2 separate regions of the Homo sapiens genome follow, and region 1 is linked to region 2. A link is an interaction called in ENCODE POLR2A ChIA-PET data of the cell type or tissue named here. Cell type or tissue: MCF 10A. All regions are shown on one strand. Links, peaks and the distances in the headings refer to the core of each region. The heading gives the core; the rest is flanking DNA.

Region 1 (4,324 bases), core at 1,034-3,533, 160 kb before region 2:
AGGAGCGCTCCATCAGGGCGGCCCCAGTGTTGCAAGACCCGTCTAGGCAAGGCCAGGCTGCTGGGTGTTTACTGGGACCCAGGTCTGGGTGGAGGGGCAAGATTAATCCCATTCAACAAATTCAGAAGCGCTGGGGCTCAGGGATGCTATGTTTCTTTTCAAGCAGAGGCAGAATTGAGCCTGACTGCAGAGCTGGGTCTTGGCCACTCCATCCCACCCCGTGACAGGTCAGATGCCTCCTCTGTGAAGTCCTCCCTCACCTCCCAGCATCTGTGCTCTGACTGTGACAACTCTCACTTGAGGCCTGTCACAAAGTATGTGAGTGGCCAGGGTGGAGACCTCATCTGTCCGGCTCTATGCTCCATTGCTCCTGCCTGGCCCCATCAGTCCGACGCTCATGTAACCATACATGTACTGAAGCTTAACTCCATCTTATCTCTGTGATGTGACTGCCAGCGACTCAAGTGCAGGGAGGTTGTCCACGTCTCCTCCACGACCACGTGCTAAAACCCAGCAACAGTGCCTATGGAATTGTGCAGTGCACAGCCTGTCCACCATGATATCAAGTTTAACCCTGGGTACACCACAGCTAGCTTGCCCGCATTTGCTTAATAACTGTAATCGTCACAGATGCTATTACCTGCGGCCGCTTATCATTCACAACCTTTCCCCTGCATTATTTCATTTAATCCTGAGCCAACATCGCCAGGCAGGCACCGTGCTTATTCCCATCCCACAGGTGAGAAAACAGGCTCAGAGAAGCCAAGCAGCTCCTCTGAGGTCGCACAGCCAGGAGGGTGGCAGCGGGTCTCCTCCAGGGCCTCTCTACTAGGCTGGAGGCTGTCCTCGGTCACCTGCACCATCTGGCCTGACTCTGTCATTAGCTCAGGTGTGAACATCAACTCCCACACCTGTCATTAGGAACCCGGGCAACGGGAGCAACGGGGTTCACACCCTGTCCCGGCCCTCCCCAGCTTCAGCTGCTAAAAGGCAGACAAACTGGAAGGGGTGGCTTTCTCGGTGGGGTGTTCCGTTCACTAATCCACACTTTGTAGTCCAAAGGCCTGACTACCTTGGGTATGAAAGTCACCACTTGGGGCTCCTGGGTCCCCTGGGCTCGGAAAGGGCTGCTACCCTCATCCGGGCACCTCCTGTGTGCTACAGCACTGCTCCTCCCAGCAGCCCTATGCATGAGACACTCAGTATTACCACCCGTGCTGTGCAGAAAGGGAAAACAAGGCTTCGAGAGGCTCCAGGGTGGAGATGCCAGGATCAACAGTGAGGCATTCTGCTCTCAGTGCTGGAGCTCCTACTGCCCCCCATGCTGAATCTCACCAGCAATTTTGTCCTCCCCCAGACAATGGAGCGGGCCCCTGGAAAACTCAGAGTGAAGGAATAACTTGGGGATCCACTCCCTGTGACCAGCGACCACAGCCTAGAGCCGCAAGTCTGTCCCCTCCACCCCCCCACCAAGACACTTGCTATGGGGCTGGCTGGGCATCAGGCAATGTTCAAGAGATGCGTTTGAGAGGATGGGGTACAGGGCTACCCCCACCCCACAATCCAGTCTGCGAACTAGTCCCCACTAAGGGGAGGGGGCAGAGGGATGCACTGGGCTTGGAGACCACCCGGGGAGGCATCTGACATCTGCTCAGGGCTGTGGCTGTGCTCATTCTGTGCTGGGGTGGCAAGGCTCAAAGGAATGGTCTTGCACCCCAGGCTGGGGAGAGAATCAGGAGGGCTTCCTGGAGAAAGAGACGTCTAAATGGAGATCTGGGACCAATGGCTATCAGCCTAGGACAGACCGTGGCTGCCTTGGGCCAGATATACAGAGAGTGGCAGGACCCCAAATCTTTGCCACCCCAGACCCTCCCAGTCCCTGCAGCTATAAAGGATGGGATGCCTTTCATCCTCATGCTTCTGGGAAAGCCCGCACCCCTCCCAGCTTGTCTGGGTTCATTAGAACCTTTTGTTAGGTCCAAGCTGGGGCCTTCAGGATGGAGAGCTGCACGAAGGAGGGAGGCTGGGAGGAGGCAGAGGGCGGGGCGAGGCCTGGCCCCACCACTGGTATGTGGGTGTCTGCATGTGTGAAGGACTGGATGGGTCTAGTCTCTGGGGTGGAGAGGACAGAACGGTTCTCCACGGCTGGCACGGAGCATCCAATTGTGCAATGCCCCAGGGAACAGTGCAGGGACTGGACGGGCCTCTGGTTGGGTCTGAGTGCCAGCTGGACGCAGCCATGGAGGAGGGGTGTGCAGGCCCTGCCCAGTCTCTGGGGTTGTGAAAGATAGGGGAGGGGTGGGGAAATCTCTAAAGGCGGGTAATGCCTCTGAGCTTGAAAGAGCCCAAACGGAGATACGGGTGGGTGGGATCACAGGGCAGGGGGGTTTCTGAAAGGGCTGGAAGGCCCCGGAATGGAGTGTCGCACTCCAGCGTGCTAGGGCCCCGCCGCCTGCACCTGTCCGACTGGTCGGCCTAGGCCGGACTGCAGGGGTTGAGTGGGAGCCCTGGGCCCAGAGGCCTCTCCTTGCCTAGGGAAGAAGTGAGGAGCTGCTTGAGGGCACAGTGGGGGCTCCCAGTGAGAGCAGCTTGGGGGCAGAACTCCCAGACAGGAGAGCCATGTAATGTGCGGGCCCCTCACCTGCCTGAAGCCTCTTGTCCGAGAAGCTGGCAAAATGGTCCTTGCTAGCCCAGAGCCCCCACTCTATTTTCCGAAGTGGGGATATAAGGCAGGGGCTGGATTCCCACCCCCTCCGTCAATCTCAGCATCTCCACCAGGCTCCCCTAAACCGGTTATTAAGTGAACACATTAGGCTTATCAAAAGGGACGTGGGCTGCTTCTCCCTGCAAACACATCAAGACATGCCATTCCCCTCCCAGGCCGCCCTGGGAACCCGCGGCTCAGAGACGCCGCCAGTTTCGGGGCTGGGGTGGGGGCAGGGAGCCACACCCCTGCGAAACCGAGCTTCGAAGAGGAGGCCCCGAAGCCGCCCAACCTCCGCTCAGAACCCAGAGGGTGGGGAGGTAAGGGGGTGCCTCCCCCTGTGCCCCTCGACCCGACCCCACACCCCCCAGGGCCTCCGGGCGCGGCTCTGGCGCGCAGGGTGGCAGGTGCCGGGAAGTGCAGCGGCGGGTGGCCCGCCCCCTCCGGACACCCATCCCTCGCCTCCCCGACGCCAGGAACACTTGCGCGGTCTCAGAGGCGCTGGAGAGCGCCCCCCGACGCCAGCTCAGTTTCCCTGCCTCAGGGCGCCCCCTGGACGGAGCTTCCTGGGTCGCCCGCAGCGACCCCGCCTTGAGTGCCCGGTCCTCCAAAAACTCCGCCCCCTCATCCAGGTGACTATTCCCGGTCCTGTGCGACCCTCTGCGCAAGAGCGACCCTGGGACACGGGGGTGCCCTGTACCCCCAGCTCAGCTGCCCGTGCCCTAGGCCCTCAAGGCAATGCTCCCTGGGCTCCCGGAGTCCCCTGTGTTATGCTCCCCCTCGGGGACCCCAGCCAGTCCCTTCCCACCTGGCGGCGCTTCCCAGCTTCAGGGTGGCCTCGGTCCCGCGTTCCCGAGAGTCCCGCACTCCGGGTTCAGTTCCCGGTTCCTGGACCCCCGTACCCCCCATTCCTACACTGCCCGGGAGGTCTTCCAGGTCCTGTGCGCCCACAGGGGCAAGAGCGTCCCGGAGCGGAGCTGTGGGCGCCTCCTCACCTCCGGGTCTGCACAGTGGGGCTGTATTTGCCTTTGTTTCTCTTCCTGAAGAGCGAGTTCATGGTGGCGCTCGGGGTGCGGGCGGCGGCGGCTGGCGGGCCGGGCGCGCACCGAGGGGCGGGCGGGAGCGCAGGTGAGCGAGCGGCGGCGCGGGGAGCCCGGACTGCGGCGCGGCAGTGGCTCCGGGTCCCTACTCGCTGGGGGCGGGGCGCCCGCCGGCCACTGGCTCTGCGGGCCGCTCCCCGAGAAGGTGGTGCTTACCTTCCCGAGGAGGGGCCACCGCGCGGGCGGGGCTTGGACGCGGGGGTGGGGACACTGGGTCTTGGCCGGACGCCGCCCACCCCCAGCCGGGGGACTCCGGAGGCCGGGCAGGCACTGGGGCGCAAAGGCCGCCGGGGCGAGCGCTCGCAGCCCCACCCTCCTCGGGCCCGGCGCGCCTCTGGCCGAGGCCTTCACCTGGTTCTGCGCTACCGCGGAACTCGGCGCTCCTGGTGCTTTGGCGGACACCCAGCTGGGCCCCGCAAGACAGGTGCGGCAGAGACCCGCACGGATTCATGTGCCCTAGTAGCTAGCGAATTGCACTCAGATGGTGGCAATTGAGGGAAGGGGGCTGAACTGCCGAGGG
Region 2 (4,324 bases), core at 879-3,378:
TGACTTTGGTGACTCTTCTTCCCAGTTCCCGCATTCACTATTTCCCTGTTTTATTGGCTTTAAAGCCACTGTCATCTGGTCTTTTCTTGTTTATTTATTTGTTTATTCTCTGGCTCTCCCATGCAAGCAGAGCCTCATCTGTCATGGGTACTGCTGATCCATGGTGCCTGGCTCACAGAAGGCATTTATTAAACATTTTGAGACTGAATAAAAACACTAGCTAACACCAACATGTATTTACCATGAGCCAGGCACTGATCCACAGGCTTTTGTACTCAACCCTGACAACAACCCTAAGAGGTAGGTATCATTATATCCCCCATTTTATTAATAAGAAAACAGCACAGAGAGATGCAGTCACTTGCCCAAGGTCACACAGGGCCAGGGGCTGGGCCAGGATTCGAAGCAGACAGGCTGTCTCCTGGGTCTGAACTCTCAACTACTGCACCCTAATCAAACAATCCCTCTGGTCAAATGTGAGTGGTAATAATAGTACCCACCTCGTGGGTGTTGAGGGTGAGCCCAAGTTAGCATTCAGCGTGGGCATGTGAACAATTACAGTCAATACTGAATGGAGACCTATGATGCTTTTATGAAGGTTTCTATTTTGGGTTAAAAATGCACGAATTTCTCTTGACCAGAAATGATCTCTGAGTGCAAATATTTTATGTCAATGGAATAACGCAAATGATTAAGCAACACCCCATAAAATGGGGCAGACCCAGGGAGGAATATATATCCAAACTCACTCATCCCAGTGAGCTCACCGCACATGAATTACAAATGAGGCCGGGTGCATTAAGCCCCTCTGCTGGCAGAAGGGAGGCTGCTGCCTGCCATGGGCCTGTGCTGAGAATGGCAGGTCCCCAGGGCGAGGAGAGGCCACCCCCTTCTCTGTCTCTTCCATCACAGGCGTGACAGCCTCAGAGCATGAGCCGATTCTGTGCAGTGCTCAACATACAGATGAGAATACTGAGGCACGAGGGACAGCCTGTGACCCGGTCACCGCGCTCAGGAGGACGTGGTTACCTGCGGTCCTGACGGCGCTGACTTTTTAGAATGGGCGAGGGCAGCTGTGTCCCAGTGACCAGAACGATTACTGCCTTTAAAAAGTCGTGAAAATGATCGTGAACTGTACCCCACACCGAGCGCGCGTCTGCCCCCCAAGGCTGTGGAGACGCCCCCAGCTTCCCCCGCCAGCTCGCGGGGCAGGAGGGGTGCGAGCGACTCTGGCCAGGCCCCAGGGACGGGGACCGGGTCGCGCGGCCCTGACCGGCGGGAGCCCAGGAACTCACGTGGCGGGAGCGCCAGGGGCTTCAGCACGGAGACCCGTCCCGTCTGCCCCTGGACTCCCGCGAGCCCCGCGGGCCTCTCCGCTCGCCCCGCCGCCCACCTGCCAGGGGAAGGAGCGCAGTGTGCGTGCCGCCAGGAAGCGGCGCTCGAAACTCTGCAGCAAGAGTTCGGTCCCCGCGTTCTCCTCGGGCGCCATGACGTGGGCGGGGCCGCAGCGTTGCCGGCAGACCGGGCGGAAGCCCGGCCTGGACTGAAGAGGGGGCGGGCCCAGGGCAGTGAGCGGGGGCAGAGAGGGGGCGGGGCCCGGGGGTCCCCCGGGGGTCAGGAGGAACGTCGTGGGGGCGGACTCTAGGGCGGGGCCAGGATGATTGTTATGAGGGCGGGGCCTGGGGTGGGGCCAGGATAAGCGTCGTTGGGGCAGGTCCTGGGTAGGGGGCAGGTCCTGGGTAGAGTCCAGGTTGGCGGGTCCTGGGGCGGGGCCAGGATAGGGCGATCCTGGAAGCTGGGCTTCAGAAGCGTCCAGGTTGGTGGCGTCCTGGAGGCGGGGCCTTGCGTGGGGGCAGGATAAGAGTCCTGGAGGCGGGCATTAGGGCAGGGATAAACGCCATTGGGTTCAGGAGGCGAGACTCGGAGCAGAGCCCAGGAGACAGGTCTTAGGGCGGCGCTAAGGCCAGACCCAGAGAAGAGCTCAGGAGGCGGGGCCGGGGCGGGGCGTTGACTATGTCGTAGCACATGGCCAGGCGGTGCTCGGACTCTGGGAGGCGGAGCTTAGGACGGGCCGACGTGGGGAGGGGCCCAGGGTCCGGGAGGCGGGGCCGAGTCCGGGCTGCGGGCTGCGCTCAGGAGGCGGGCCCTGGGAGGCGGAGCTTAGGGAGGGGCCGGTGTCGGGAGGGACCCAGGGACTGGGAGGCCGGTCGGGGCTGGGCTCAGGGGCCGAGACCTAGCTGGGCTTGGGGCGGGGCCGAGACGGAGCGAGGGGTCCAGGGCGTGGGAAACGGGGAGGGGTTTGAGGAGGGGATCGGAATGTGGCTCAAGTTCGGGAGGCGTTACCTGTGGAGGGTTTGAGGCAGGCCCAGCAGCGAGGCCACGGTCTGCCGACGCGGGGCCAGGGGCGGGCCCCAGGATCCGGAGCTTAGGGCGGGGCCGAGTCCGGGTTTGGGGACCGGGAGGCGGGGCCGGTTAGGGCGAGGGTCCCTGGGATCGTCGGGTCAGGCCTTGGGCCAACGTAGGCACTCTCGCAGTTCCTCCGCCTTCAGGAAGGTCTTTTTGGCAGGGGCCCTACGGGTGCGCGCTTCGGTCCTGGAGGCCTTATCCAAGCCTCCTCTCCATCAGCGCCACCCGTCTGGGGTCCGAAAGGAGGGAGCTTTCCCTCTGTCCCCCAGCCTTTGGACTGTCACCAAACAAGCCATTCGTTCACCAAATACTTATTAAGCGCCTACCAGGTACCTGACAAGGGAGATGTAACGGTGAGAAAAACTAGGTGTGGTCCAGGCCCTCCAGGGGCTCAGGGGCTCGTGGAAGAAGTGGACATTGAAGTATTTATCACACAAATGAGTATAAAAGTACAATAGCGATATCTGCCACGAAGGCGAGCAGACAGAGCTAGCGGGGCTTGCAGGAGGAGTTTTGATCTTGCAGGGACAGGAAGGAGGAGTTAGCTCCTGCGGGGTGGGATTGGGGGTGGTGGTGATATAGACGTGGGGACAGAGTGGAAAACAACAAAAATATAATTAATTTAGTTCAAAGTTATTGTGTCTTGAGTTGAAAGGCAGGGCAGTTAGCAACACAGTTCAGATTTCAGTACTGCCCCTGAAATCTGAACTGTGTTCAAAGTCTAAAACGTTTACCTTAGCAAATCCCTCATAAAACTCCATTTGGAAGAGTCCCGAGAGCTAATTTGTAAAGTATACTTGCAGAAGGTAGATGAGGAGACAGATTAAATCTTATTACCTCTTTCAGATGAGAGGCTCTTGAGCCCTGCTCAGCTATGAGAATAAGAGGGGAATTAATTCTAATAGAATACACTTGTTCTCGCATAGCTGTTGTTCCCCACCAGAACCAAATGAGCTCAAGATCTGACAAAGAAAAAAAAAAAGGTTCATCTTTTATTCCCCCAAACACTTTCATTTAAATCAAGAGGGTGGGATGTGGTTATTGCTGTGTTTTTAGACAGAATCAACAGTTTCTGGGTCTGAGATATTGCATACACCCTCTCAGTCCCTGTATCCTGAGATAGAGTCACCTGATAATCCACAGCAAGTCCTAACCAGGGATGGGTCTGGGTGCTTAAGGAAGGTTGGCTTCAGAACTGGGCCAGGGGCACTGCTTTGCTTTTGCTGTTTTGATCAGCTCTCTGCCTGCAGGAGACAAGGAAAACCAATGGTAACAAGTTAGTTACACTCATAAATCCTGGGCTTATTTTATTAACTCACATAATAGCTATTAATTGCCTTTCCTCCAAGGAGCAAAAGGGCATATACGGTCAATGCTGTAATAAGTAACACTGTATTATGTTATACTAAAATATTAATAAATCTAGGTTGGTTCAGTCTTTCCTGATTCCATAGATTGCAAGCAGATTGAGGAAGGACCCTAGCAGACCACAGAGCTGAGCCATGAGCACAGAAGAAATCTTTTTTTCTTTTTTTTTTTTTTGAGACGGAGTTTCGTTCTCTTGTTGCCCAGGCTGGAGTGCAATGGCGCAATCTCGGCTCACTGCAACCTCTACCTCCCGGGTTCAACCGATTCTCCTGCTTCAGCCTCCCGAGTAGCTGGGATTACAGGCGTGAGCCACCATGCCGGGCCATTTTTGTATTTTTAGTGGAGACAGGGTTTTAACACGTTGGCCAGGCTGGTCTCAAATTCCTGACCGCAGGTGATCCGCCCGCCTCTGTCTCCCAAAGTGCTGGGATTACAGGCGTGAACCACCGCGCCTGGCCAGAAGAAATCTTTATCTTGGTGTGCGGGTTCAGATGAGGGACAAATGTCATCTCTCTTGGATCTGAATCTGGAAGGATCAAGGCACTGAAGG

The links. Peaks named below come from ENCODE experiments on the same cell type or tissue, not always from the same donor. Only the 100,000 strongest peaks of a DNase experiment are listed, where the experiment ranks them.
Region 1: POLR2A ChIA-PET joins it to region 2 with 6 read pairs; 3 of 35 experiments call an interaction of 5 or more read pairs at or near these places.

Annotation. Positions count from the first base shown.
Region 1 is chr16:4,933,285-4,937,608 of GRCh38, forward strand. PPL (periplakin) reads right to left here and starts at 3,864. Exons shown (of 22, transcript NM_002705.5): 1 at 3,700-3,864. The coding sequence starts at 3,761. RefSeq lists a silencer at 3,807-4,206. In MCF 10A, for the core only: a CTCF peak has its summit at 3,094; DNase peaks (open chromatin) are centred at 2,187, 3,017 and 3,137.
Region 2 is chr16:5,096,251-5,100,574 of GRCh38, forward strand. EEF2KMT (eukaryotic elongation factor 2 lysine methyltransferase) reads right to left here and starts at 1,545. Exons shown (of 8, transcript NM_201400.4): 1 at 1,394-1,545. The coding sequence starts at 1,489. RefSeq lists an enhancer at 1,164-1,789 and silencers at 1,226-1,385, 1,556-1,685, 1,996-2,535. In MCF 10A, for the core only: no CTCF peak of the experiment used is centred there; a DNase peak (open chromatin) is centred at 1,921.